2 separate regions of the Homo sapiens genome follow, and region 1 is linked to region 2. A link is an interaction called in ENCODE POLR2A ChIA-PET data of the cell type or tissue named here. Cell type or tissue: HepG2. All regions are shown on one strand. Each heading gives the region's core, and the rest is flanking DNA. Links, peaks and the distances in the headings are about the cores only.

Evidence for each region. ChIA-PET counts read pairs that join two places held together with the same protein. Peaks named below come from ENCODE experiments on the same cell type or tissue, not always from the same donor. Only the 100,000 strongest peaks of a DNase experiment are listed, where the experiment ranks them.
Region 1: POLR2A ChIA-PET joins it to region 2 with 13 read pairs; 26 of 35 experiments call an interaction of 5 or more read pairs at or near these places.

Annotation. Positions count from the first base shown.
Region 1 is chr11:46,292,833-46,298,201 of GRCh38, reverse strand. The region is part of intron 1 of CREB3L1 (cAMP responsive element binding protein 3 like 1); the gene reads right to left. Among named protein-coding and RNA genes, the nearest start is that of CREB3L1, 18 kb to the right of the region's middle. RefSeq lists a silencer at 2,456-2,535. In HepG2, for the core only: a CTCF peak has its summit at 1,032 (motif pointing right); a DNase peak (open chromatin) is centred at 2,511; H3K4me3 peaks cover 274 bases; H3K27me3 peaks cover 4,658 bases.
Region 2 is chr11:46,240,205-46,245,573 of GRCh38, reverse strand. No RefSeq gene overlaps it. Among named protein-coding and RNA genes, the nearest start is that of LINC02710, 23 kb to the right of the region's middle. RefSeq lists a silencer at 1,993-2,202, enhancers at 1,281-2,214, 2,215-3,148 and a cis regulatory region at 1,646-2,528. In HepG2, for the core only: no CTCF peak of the experiment used is centred there; a DNase peak (open chromatin) is centred at 2,163; H3K4me3 peaks cover 1,663 bases; H3K27me3 peaks cover 562 bases.

The DNA of each region.
Region 1 (5,369 bases), core at 102-5,101, 53 kb before region 2:
CAGAGAAGCCTTCTGTATGAGCATAAGGTTCAGGGCCACATGAGTCTGTCTGCATGGAGTAGGAGATGAACACGAGCTCTGGAGTCACATAGACGTGCTTTTGACTCCTAGCTCCACCACTTGCTAAGTTGCTTAACTTCCCCGTGCCTCAGTTTCCTTATCCGTAAGGGGAAAATAATAGTTCCTACCTCATAGTGTTGCCATGAGGATCTAAAATTTTGTTAGATTAGTACTCACCTCATAGGAGTATGAGGGTAAAATGAGTAAATACTGTACATATAAAACACAGAACAGTGCCTGCTACAGAGTGAATGCTCGATCATTGTTAGTTATCGTCATCATGAAAACTGCAGCCCCTAAACTCTGTCCCCGAGCTGAGCTTGGAACCAATGGTGGGAGTTGTGGGGGGAATGTTTGGCCTTTCCCTCCAAACAAAGCCTGATGAGATAATCCAGGACAAAATGAGCTCAGAAGCCCCATTGGCAGGGGTACTCTCCCACTTCCCAGTTTGCCAGCAATCAATCATCATCCTACATTTCTGTTGTGCTTTTAACCCAAAGTGCTCTCCTATGCATTATTTCATTTAATCTTCACAATTATCCAATGAGACAAGACAAATGCATATTGGCATTTGACAGAGAGAGAAACTGAGGCCAAGGGCGCTAATGCAGCAGGGAGGTGCCCACCATCCCTCACTGTCCAGTCTTTTACAACTGCAGCAGACCCTCCCCGGTCCGGTAATTGCCCTGAAGCAGGGTTTGCACCCTGTTCACCTGCTGCCTTCCAGCACCTGGCTCATGATACTGGTGGAGGGACAGGGCCTTAGAACCCAGATGGCAATGCCATCAGCATACCAATTGTCCATCAATACCTGGAGTGAGGCAGTACCAGGAGGTCAGAGCTGAATGAGTTTCTAAGAATCACTGTGATCCCAGACAGAGGCCATTTACAGGGTATAACCACCCCCCAACCACCCAGCCAGCCACAGCCAGGGCCGCGCTGGCTACACCCTCCGCAGAGCCCGGGCCTGCCGGCTGGGGGCGCTTCCGCCAGTTCTCTCCCTTAGGGTCTCTCAAAGGCCTGGTGTTGGGCCCAGTGGGAGGGGGCTGTGAGCAGAGGGAGCCGGTGAGTCAGCCGCTAAGGTATTTCTCCAGCAGCTGCTTCTCAGGCGATAAGGGTTTGCCAAGCCCCTTCCTGGGGCCTGGGAGAGGAAAGATGCTTCCTCGGATCTGGGCTGGACTCCCTGAAGGCCTTGGCTCAGGCAGATGACCCAGGTTCTTCCCAGAGACCCTTTTAGGGTGCCCACAGGAAACTGCTTAGAGAGCTCAGCTGGCCCCATTGTGTGAGCAGTCCCCACCCCACCTGCTAGAAACAGCAGCCAAAACCCAGCAGGATGGAGCTTCCAGAGCAACGGGAGCCAAGTGGAAGGGGAGGGCGGCCAAGGGGCAGGCGGGGTGGGGGTGGAGGACACTCCGACGCCCAGGTCCTCTTTGCGCCGGGCTTCTTCAGGTGCTGGGTGGACGGTGGGCGCGTCCCATCATCCCTAGGCCCACCTCGCCCTCCTGGGAGCACTGCCATCAGGGACTCCCCTAGAGCGCTCTGCGGCCCTAGTTCCGTCTGATGCCTGGCCTCTCATGGCGGCTAAGGTAGGGTTGGTTTCTATCACCAAGTTAGAGGCAGAAGGGACGGGAGAAAGCTCCCCGACGGTCCCCTGCCCCTCGTTCCCCCCCTCCTATTTCTTAGTAGAGAAAACTCCAGTCCAGAGAGGGAAACACAGCTACCCAGGACGCACAGTGAGCGAGCTGGTGATGTCCGGGGCTGCAAAGTGAGCTGGTGAAGTCCAGGGCTGCCCTGGCGTGTGCGGGACCTTCTGGTCCTCTCACTCCTTCCACCGCATCCACTTGGCCCCATCCCTGGAAAGCCCATTTTGGAGACCTCAGACCTCCTCCGCTCCAGCACGCCCCCTTGTCCCCTCTACCCCCAACCACACCCAGCCCTCCCTCCACTTCACACACAAAAGTTCAGGTTTAGATTGTCCGATGGAAATTGGGGAGCAAGAGCAAGGGGTCGGCGGCCAGGAGTTCACGAACTTCAGGGGAGCCATGTGTCAACGCTCTGAGGGCGACAGGGTTCTGCAGGGGGTGAGCGTCCTACAGGGGTGCCTTTCCAGGCAACGGGGGTGGGAAGCCGGAGAAGGACATATTATGATTTGTTTCCCTCCTCGTTAAAGACTTTTTCCTATAGTCGTGCCAATATAAGCTCCTTCTCGGCTGTCACGCGCAGCCGGCGCCGGCTTCCCTCCCTTGGAGGAGAGGTTCCCGAGCTCTCCTGCTTGCAGACCTGCGTACCCCTCTTCTCGGCTGCACCCTCTCTTGGAGCCTGGCCTCAGCCGCCCGCCCTTTAAATTTTAGAGAAGGATCCGGGTGCCGCCGTCCTGGAGCGGCCCACAAAGGGTTAACCCGGGAACACCCGGGGCCGCCCCTCACCGGAATCCGGCCTGCTCACTGGTGGGAGCCGCAGAGCTCCTGGCCAATGGCGGGAGGCTGCGAGCAGCAGCCGGTGGCGGCGTGGAGGGCACCGGAGGAGTGCAGGGCTCGCGCGGAGGAGGGTCCCGGCCTGCGCCGACGGCCCGCGGCTGAGGGAGCGCAGGGTGCACTGGCTCGGGCCTGCATGGGACCCCTTCTGCGTCTGGGGCCGAGGCAGAAATGGCCTGGCCGTCTCACGGTGTCCTAAACCCCTCATCAGTAGCGCGGCCCCGCCCCCACCCCCGCAGGGAGAAGTGGAGACCGAGGGTCTCCCCGACGACCCCGACTCAAAGGGCGAGCCGGGCCTTAAATCCCCTTGCAGCTCCATCTCGAATCGTCCTACCGTGGGGCGCTTTGGTGGCTGTCTCTGGTGGCGGCAGAGGGGACTCTCCCGGGGCAGTAATGGTACCAGCTCTAGCCTTGTTTTACCCCTCCCTAAATTCCTTCCCCAAGGTCAGTGCAGAGACAGGGTAAAGCTCTGGGGGCGCAGCTGCCTGCTGGGGTCGGTGTAGGAGAATGGTTTCCCTGACCAGAAGCAGCCTCAGCGCGCCCTCTTCCCTCAGGTCCCTGGCTCCTTGGCGCCTGCACCCCCACTCCTAACTTCTGCCCCTCCCCCGGCCCAGGCTGGTTCAGTCTGTGCTTGGGGAAAGGAGGGAGGAGACCAGAGCGGGTCCAGGCTGAGCTGTGGGATAAGGGGTGGGGGGGAATCCTGAGCCCGGACATTCCTTCCGAGAGAGTGAGAGCTAGGGAGAGATGGGAGGAGAGGCCTCTCACATTTCCCCCTTTCTTTCCCCCCGCAGGCTGGGGCCCACAGACCCCCCCACACCCCAACACACACTGACCCATGCATTCCCGGACGGTTACTTGCCTCGTGGTCACTAGAAAATTGTCCCCATTTCAAGCTGAAGGGCCTTCAGTCTGAGTCACTGCTGTGCCTAGGGGGCGGGGAGTGGTGAGAGCAGGGAGAGGAGGTGGGCCCCTTGAGTCCCCGGTTGTCAGCAGACCCCCCTGTCCTTAAGCATTGCCATCCAGTAGCTGGGGTTCCTACGAGGCCCAGGCCTTGCCTTCCCAGAGCTAAAGCCGCCCTGTGAAGGAGAAAACGCACTGAACTGAAACTCAGGAGGCCCTAATTCAAGACCCAGGTGTGCTCTGAGACCTGGGCAGTGGCAGGTGTCTCCTCTCCTGGCCTCGGTTTCCTCATCCATTACAGTCTGTGTCTTTATGGAAGCGCGGTTGACAGGGGCCTAGAAAAGTGAATTAGTCTTCAGAACGTGGGCCTTTTTCCTCTGCCCTGGCCTTTTGGGGACTGGATGGTGTGAAACCAGTTCTCCTGGTCCCTGGAGCCAGTCCCTCCCTGAGTCTTCCTGGCAGAGTATGGGGGTTAAGGGAGCACGTTGTTCTGACCCCCGACCTCACTCTCAGCCCCCAGTCCCCATAGGCCTAGGGAAGGCGGCTGCTGAAGTTTCATATTTTCCCCTACCGAACTGGTCACCACAGATCCCAAGTCCAAATAAGCAGAAATACTTCGGTGTGTGTGTGCACGCATGCATGTGCACATGCTACACAGATGTGGGCTGAGGGGTTCCTTTGTACACAGGGAAACACCACCTCTCTGACACCACATAGTGAAAAGTACACTCATCGACACATTCAGCCAGTTCCATGTGCAGCCTTGTACAGGCGCTATCACACATACAGATACCCTCACAGAGTCACATAGGCTGACGCTGTCAGGTATGAACACAAACTCAACAAGACACACTCATCAGATGTGATCAGACAAACAGTGATTCACACCCCTACGCTCACACACATGCGAAGTCACCCCAGACACAGGATCACACAGACATGGTCACGCATACTCGCTGTCACACACACACCATCTCACATAACCACAGAACTAAATGTTGGCTGCCAAGCCAGCATCTCAGTGCCTGAGATGACTGAGTCATGTGAACACCAGTGAGGGAGATTTGGGAGCCCCGGGCTTGCATGGGGCTGGGACACTGAGGGCTGGGACTGAAGAAAGCGCCAACATGGGGACTGAGCTTTTCTTTGCCAGTGTGTGCTGGAGAAAGGAAGGAGAGAGGAATCAGCAGGCTGGCGCCAGCCGCGGGCTACTTCAAGGCAGAGCAGAGTCCTGGGGAGGGTGTGTATTCTCTGCAGCCCCCTAGCCCTGTTAGTCTGGCCCTTCCATTGCCCCTCCTGACACTGGTAACCTTGTCCTGGTCAGGCCATAGCTTCCTCATTTTCCCAGCCAGCCCCTGGCATCTTCTTACCAGGCAGCCCATGCGCTGTGGTCCAACCCTGGGGTGGGCACCAGGCACTGTCTGGGCAGGAGGAAGCGATGGCAGCGAGTGCCGCCGCCCAGGGCTGGGATTAGCTGTGTCTGGCACCTCCGAGGGCACAGCAGCCCACGGTCTGGCTGCTGGAGATGCTGGTCTATAGGCAGCGGCCAGGGGATCCCTGCAGGGCAGCTTAGGACACCGGAAACCGAGTGCCGGGGTTGGCGCAGGGGCCTCTGGAGAATAAGGGCATCTAGTCACATTCATTTATTCATCATTCATGCATTTGTTCGGTATTTACTCAGCACCTACTGGGTGCCCAGCTTTGTGGATACAGAGATGAACAAGATCCAGTTCCTGCTCTCAAAAGGCTTTCTGACCAATGGTGTGACAATGAAGGGTAAGTCCAAGTCTCAAACTCTGATCCCTCTCCAGAGCATTCTCCACCTTACATGAAGAGAGATCTTCTAGGCCACTCAAGGGGGCTCACACTTGTAATCCTAGCACTTTGGAAGGCCAAGGTGGGAAGATTGCTTGAGGCCAAGAGTTTGAGACCAGC
Region 2 (5,369 bases), core at 276-5,275:
GGAGCTTCTGGTCTAGTGAGGGAAGCAAGTATTTACAGTACGGTGCTATTCAGTGCTAACATCCCGGTAAGTATCAAGTGCCAGGAGAGCACATGGGAGGGGCCCAAACCGAGCCTTAGAAGGAAGAAGAGAACTCTAAACTGGGACAGATGTCCTGAGTTGGTTGGATCAAGGGTGTATGAAGAAATTGATTCTGGGCTGGGCATGGTAGCTCACACCTGTAATCCCAGCACTTTGGGAGGCCAAGGCGGGTGGATCACGAGGTCAGGAGATCGAGGCCATCCTGGCTAACATGGTGAAACCCTGTCTCTACTAAAAATACAAAAAATTAGCCAGGCGTGGTGGTGGGTGCCTGTAGTCCCAGCTACTTGGGAGGCTGAGGCAGAAGAATGGCATGAACCCGGGAGGTGGAGCTTGCAGTGAGCCGAGATCGTGCCACTGCATTCCAGCCTGGGTGACAGAGCGAGACTCCATCTCAAAAATAAATAAATAAATAAATAAATAAATAAATAAATAAATAAATAAATAATGATTCTGCTTATTTTACAGATGAAGAAACTAAAAGCTTCAGATCATAAAATTAGTAACAGCAAAACCAGTACCTGAACCCTGGCTGACTGGATTCTCATGCTCCCCTATGCCAGTACCCTGTGTGCCCATCTCCCAGGTAGCCTTCATCCAGGCCCTGACATTTGATCTTGGCCTTGAAAGAGGGGTAAGATTTGGAGAAACTGTGGGTCCTCCTTGGATAGGGCAGCCATGTAGGCTCTGGAGACAGGCTAGTGGAGTTTGCATCCTGGCTCTGTGATCTTAGGCAAGTTACTTAACCTCTCTGTGCCTCATTTTTCTCCTTTAAAATGTAAACAACATCCACCTTCTGTGGTGTCATAAGGAGTAAGAACATGTAAAGTGCTTAGAATAATGCCTGAGACATTGACAATCACTCAATATGTTAGGTAGTATTACCTCCAGAGTTTTTGTTTGTTTTTGAGACAGGGTCTCACTGTCACCCAGGCTGGAGTGCAGTGGCACCATCATAACTCACTGCAGCCTCAACCTCCCGGGCTCAAGCAATCCTCCCACCTCGCCTCCCCGGTAGTTGGGACTACAGGCACGCGCCACTATGCCCAGCTAATTTTTGTGTTTTTAGTAGAGATGGGTTTTACCATGTTGCCCAGGCTGGCTGACCTCCCAAAGTGCTGGGATTACAAACATGAGCCATTGTGTCCAGCAATTACCAGAGTTTTTCACCAAATGTGGTAGACGAGACAATTTAGCATATATATATATATATATATATATATGGCTGGTCAAGTGAAGCAGTGTGAGTGGAGAAGAAAAGAAAAAAGAAAAGAAAGAAATCTGTAACTGAATGTGATCAGTTAGTTGCAAACACCACTGCACTCGGACCAGCCCATATATATATTTTTTATTTTAATAGTTTTGAATTTATTTTCAGCCTGTAGCTTTGCTAATGTTATTGCTTAGGGCAAAGCTATCTAAAAAAGGGAAACGGTTTAAAGTTAAAGAAAAAGTTAATAAAATAAAAGTCTATTAAAATATATAATAGTGGTGGAATGTGGACATGGAAGCAAACCGTGAAGGCAATATCCGAACAGCTGAAAATTTTGGAAAATAATCGGTGACGTCTCCTGCTCATAAAACCTAAAACAGATGAGCGAGGCAGAGGAGATACTGACAAAGGAGGTATCAAAATCTTGCCTCCTTTCCGCCCCGTAGCCACAATGCCTCCCTTCTTAAGAAAGTGTGTGGTGTGAGGGCCCAGACCCGCGAGGCTTGACTGTGCTTCCGAGCTGTGGATCCTGGACAGTGCTGCGGATCGGGGGCGCAGGAGAGGGACGCCGAATCCAAAGGCCCAAGTCTGGAAACCGAAGCCAACTTCCCAACTTCGCTCTGCCGGTGCGTTTGGGGAGATTTGGGCCTCTCTGATTTTTTTGGATCACTGGGTCAATCAGTCAGCCAATGCCTCGGGAGAAGTTTAATTAAGCTCAGATCGCAGGCGCGAGCTGCCAGAGGTCTCCCTGGCCGACCGGCCCCGCCCCCCGCACATCTGGTGAAAAGCTCCCCCTCCGCCCTTTGGGGCGGGGCCGCAGCCCGCGCATGCGCGTCGGCCCGGTTCCCGGCGCCCCGCAGCAGGACTCAACTCCCAGAACAGCGTTGCAAACTGTTGCATCAGACAGCAAGCAGCCGGTCGGGCTGCCAGGGTTTCTAGGAAGATAGGAAGGGTTTGAGATCCTCTGTGGTCGCCTGGGAGCTTTGGCTGTCACTCACGGTGTTTACATGCCGGTAACGCGATCCCCTAAAATATCAAGCTTGCACCCATCAGAGGAGGGCCATAGCCACAGGTGAAATTCCCTGAACGCCATTGCTCCTGTCCTCACTCCACGCCCTGACCCAGGCGGGACTAACTGAACTGGACTTCGTCTGCTTTATTAATGGCAAGGGCCCTGAAGGAATCAGCTGGGTTCGATTTCTCTTCCCAAGTACAAGAATGCCCCCTGAGGAATTTCTCACTCTGTGAAAGTGCAGAACTAATTTCCCCTGACAAGTGCTATTGCCGGTTCCCAAAAGGGTTTGGAAGGATCCCAGCAGAAATGTTCAGTGGTTTCCAAATCTCTTTACCCCAGCAGCTGGACACACAGACCCTGAGCTAGGAGCCCCTTTGGGCATCCAGAACTTCTTGGTGGGTGGACACACGTCCTTGACACATAGGTCTTCCTTTTGTCGTATCTCAGGCCCCTTGTTATGAAGACTTTGGATATTAGCCAGAAAATGCACAACCACAAATTCATGCACACATATATATTGAGCAGCACACATATACAATGAGTTCTCTGGGTCCAAATGGCTTTAGCAACTCAGGTCAGTGGAAAAGTCGTTCTTACGTTCCCTCACTCTTCCGGCCTCTGGGCCATTCTTCCTCAAAGAGAGAAAATAATGCTGTATCTAGAAGGGATAGGACAAGCTAAGCTGGTGGGTGGGATATTCAAGAAGAATGAGAGCACTGATTTGGAATCTAGTTTTTAAAGGGATTTTCAAGGACATAATCTGAATCCCATGGCTCAATCCTCTTTTTTTTTTTTTTTTTTGGAATGGGTCAAGACCAAGATCATTCAGTATTAATGGATTTTCCAGAAAGACAAAAACTGGCAATTTACCTTGAGCATTCTGCATCTTTAGGGTGTTGATGGTGAAAGTCTATTCCCTGTGAATAATTCTGAGAACTAAAACAGGCCTAATGTCTTCCTTCCCCTTCATTATTATCAATCACTCGATCCCAAGATTAAAAAAAAAAAGACCCAAAAGACTCATAAGCATTATTCGATGCGTCCCTTGCCAGACAGTCACTGTTGTTTGTTTTAGCTAGCATTTTCCTGTGAACAGTGGAGTATTATGTCACTATGGGATTCTCATTGTAATAGATGTTTCATAAATATGACCTGAATTATTTCAGTTGTCACAGTGTTCTTATGAATGGAAGGAAAGCCAACTAGGAAAGGATGGGACGGCATTGGCAGGTCCTGGAGCTAGAACATTCCCAAGTTCTGCTCCTGAAGGTCCATCAGGATCCAAACCTGCCAAATGGGTACCCCCAAGGTGGGGTTCTAAAGTCAGCAGGTATGGTCTCAGGAAGCTGCCCGGAGCTGATAGAATGTCAGATGTGTCTGGTCAGGCATGGTGGCTCATGCCTGTAATCCCAGCACTTGGGAGGTGGGCGGATCATCTAAGGTCGGGAGTTCGAGACCAGCCTGACCAAAATGAAGAAACCCTGTCTCTACTAAAAATGCAAAATTAGCCGGGTGTGGTGGTGCATGCCTGTAATCCCAGCTACTCGGGAGGCTGAGGCAGGAGAATCCCTTGAACCCAGGAGGCTGAGGTTGCGGTGAGCTGAGATGGTGCCACTGCACTCCAGCCTGGGCAACAAGAGTGAAATTCCGTTTCAAAAAAAAAAAAAAAAAAAAGTGTCTGAGTAGTTGTTCCCACATGGAGAAGCAAGTCAGTTACTATGGTGGAGCCAAACCTGAAAGTTGGAGCCATGAAGAAAGGAGCCAGGTGGAGGTGGGAACAGGAGAAGGTGAGCCCATGAGCTCATGCTAGGTTCTCTGCTGTCCTCCCAGCACCTACATATAATGGGCTCTCAATACATGTCTGTGGAGTGAAGGTACTGAAAGAAGGAGGGAAGAAGAAGCAGACTGAGGAAAGGGCAAAGAAGTCCAATAATTTTGCAGGAGGCCACCTGGGATGGCCAGGGTATTGGGTGAAGAGGGGGAATTCTTCCAGTTTAAAGGCACAGGGCAATACAGTCAGAACTATTAAGTGACAAGTCCCATGACTTTGTTTTCCTCGTTTGGAAAAACCTCCAGTTGGTGGTTCCAGAGCTGAGCAGTCATTCTACTTCACCAAGCCTAGTGACATCATCACCTATTGCCTCACCTTGATTGAATTTCCAGAGCAAATTTCTGGAAAAGGGAGGGGTCTGAGGAGTGACTGAGATCTAGAGGACAGGAATATCACCCCAGAAGCAACACTTCAAAACCATAAGCAGGCCGGGCGTGGTGGCTGATGCCTGTAATCCCAGCACTTTGGGAAGCTGACGTGGGCGGATCACCTGAGGTCAGGAGTTCGAGACCAGACTGGCCAACATGGTGAAACCCCATCTTTTCTAGAAATACAAAAATTAGCCGGGTGTGGTGGCAGGTGCCTGTAATCCCACCTATTCGAGAGGCTGAGGCAGGAGAATCACTTGAACCCAGGAGGCAGAGGTTGCAGTGAGTTAAGATTGTGCCATTACACTCCAGCCTGGGCTACAAGAGTGAGACTCCGTCTCAAAAAATAAATAATAATAATAATAATAAATAAAACCATAAGCAACGTGGTAGCCCAGATGGTCAGATGATGCAAGCATGTACTAAAAGGGTGATTTGTTTTACACATTCATTGGGCACTCACAGATTCTAGACACTATACCAAGCCCAGACCCAGACAAAGCTTCTGCCCTAAGGGCTTATGATCTAAATTCCTTGTGGAAAGTCTGTTTTTGAAATGTTTAAGGCATCTCATTTAATCCTCATTTCCATTTCAAGTCATGTACCTCCTTCCTGAGAAACCCACCACATTTTAAGTTTGTAGCTGGCTTTCCTTCTGTTTTTGCTATTTATGTGCCAATTTAAAGGGTGGGGAGAGCCACATTAATTTTAAAATAAAACACAAATAGCAAAATGAGGCTTGGTTAAAGGAAAAACCACAAAAGGGATTTTTTTTTTCTTTCTCCCATACTTTTCAGATTTTCCTAGAACCACCTTTATTTTCTCAGAGCCCAGACATAGAAAGTGAGTGGGCCTCTCCGG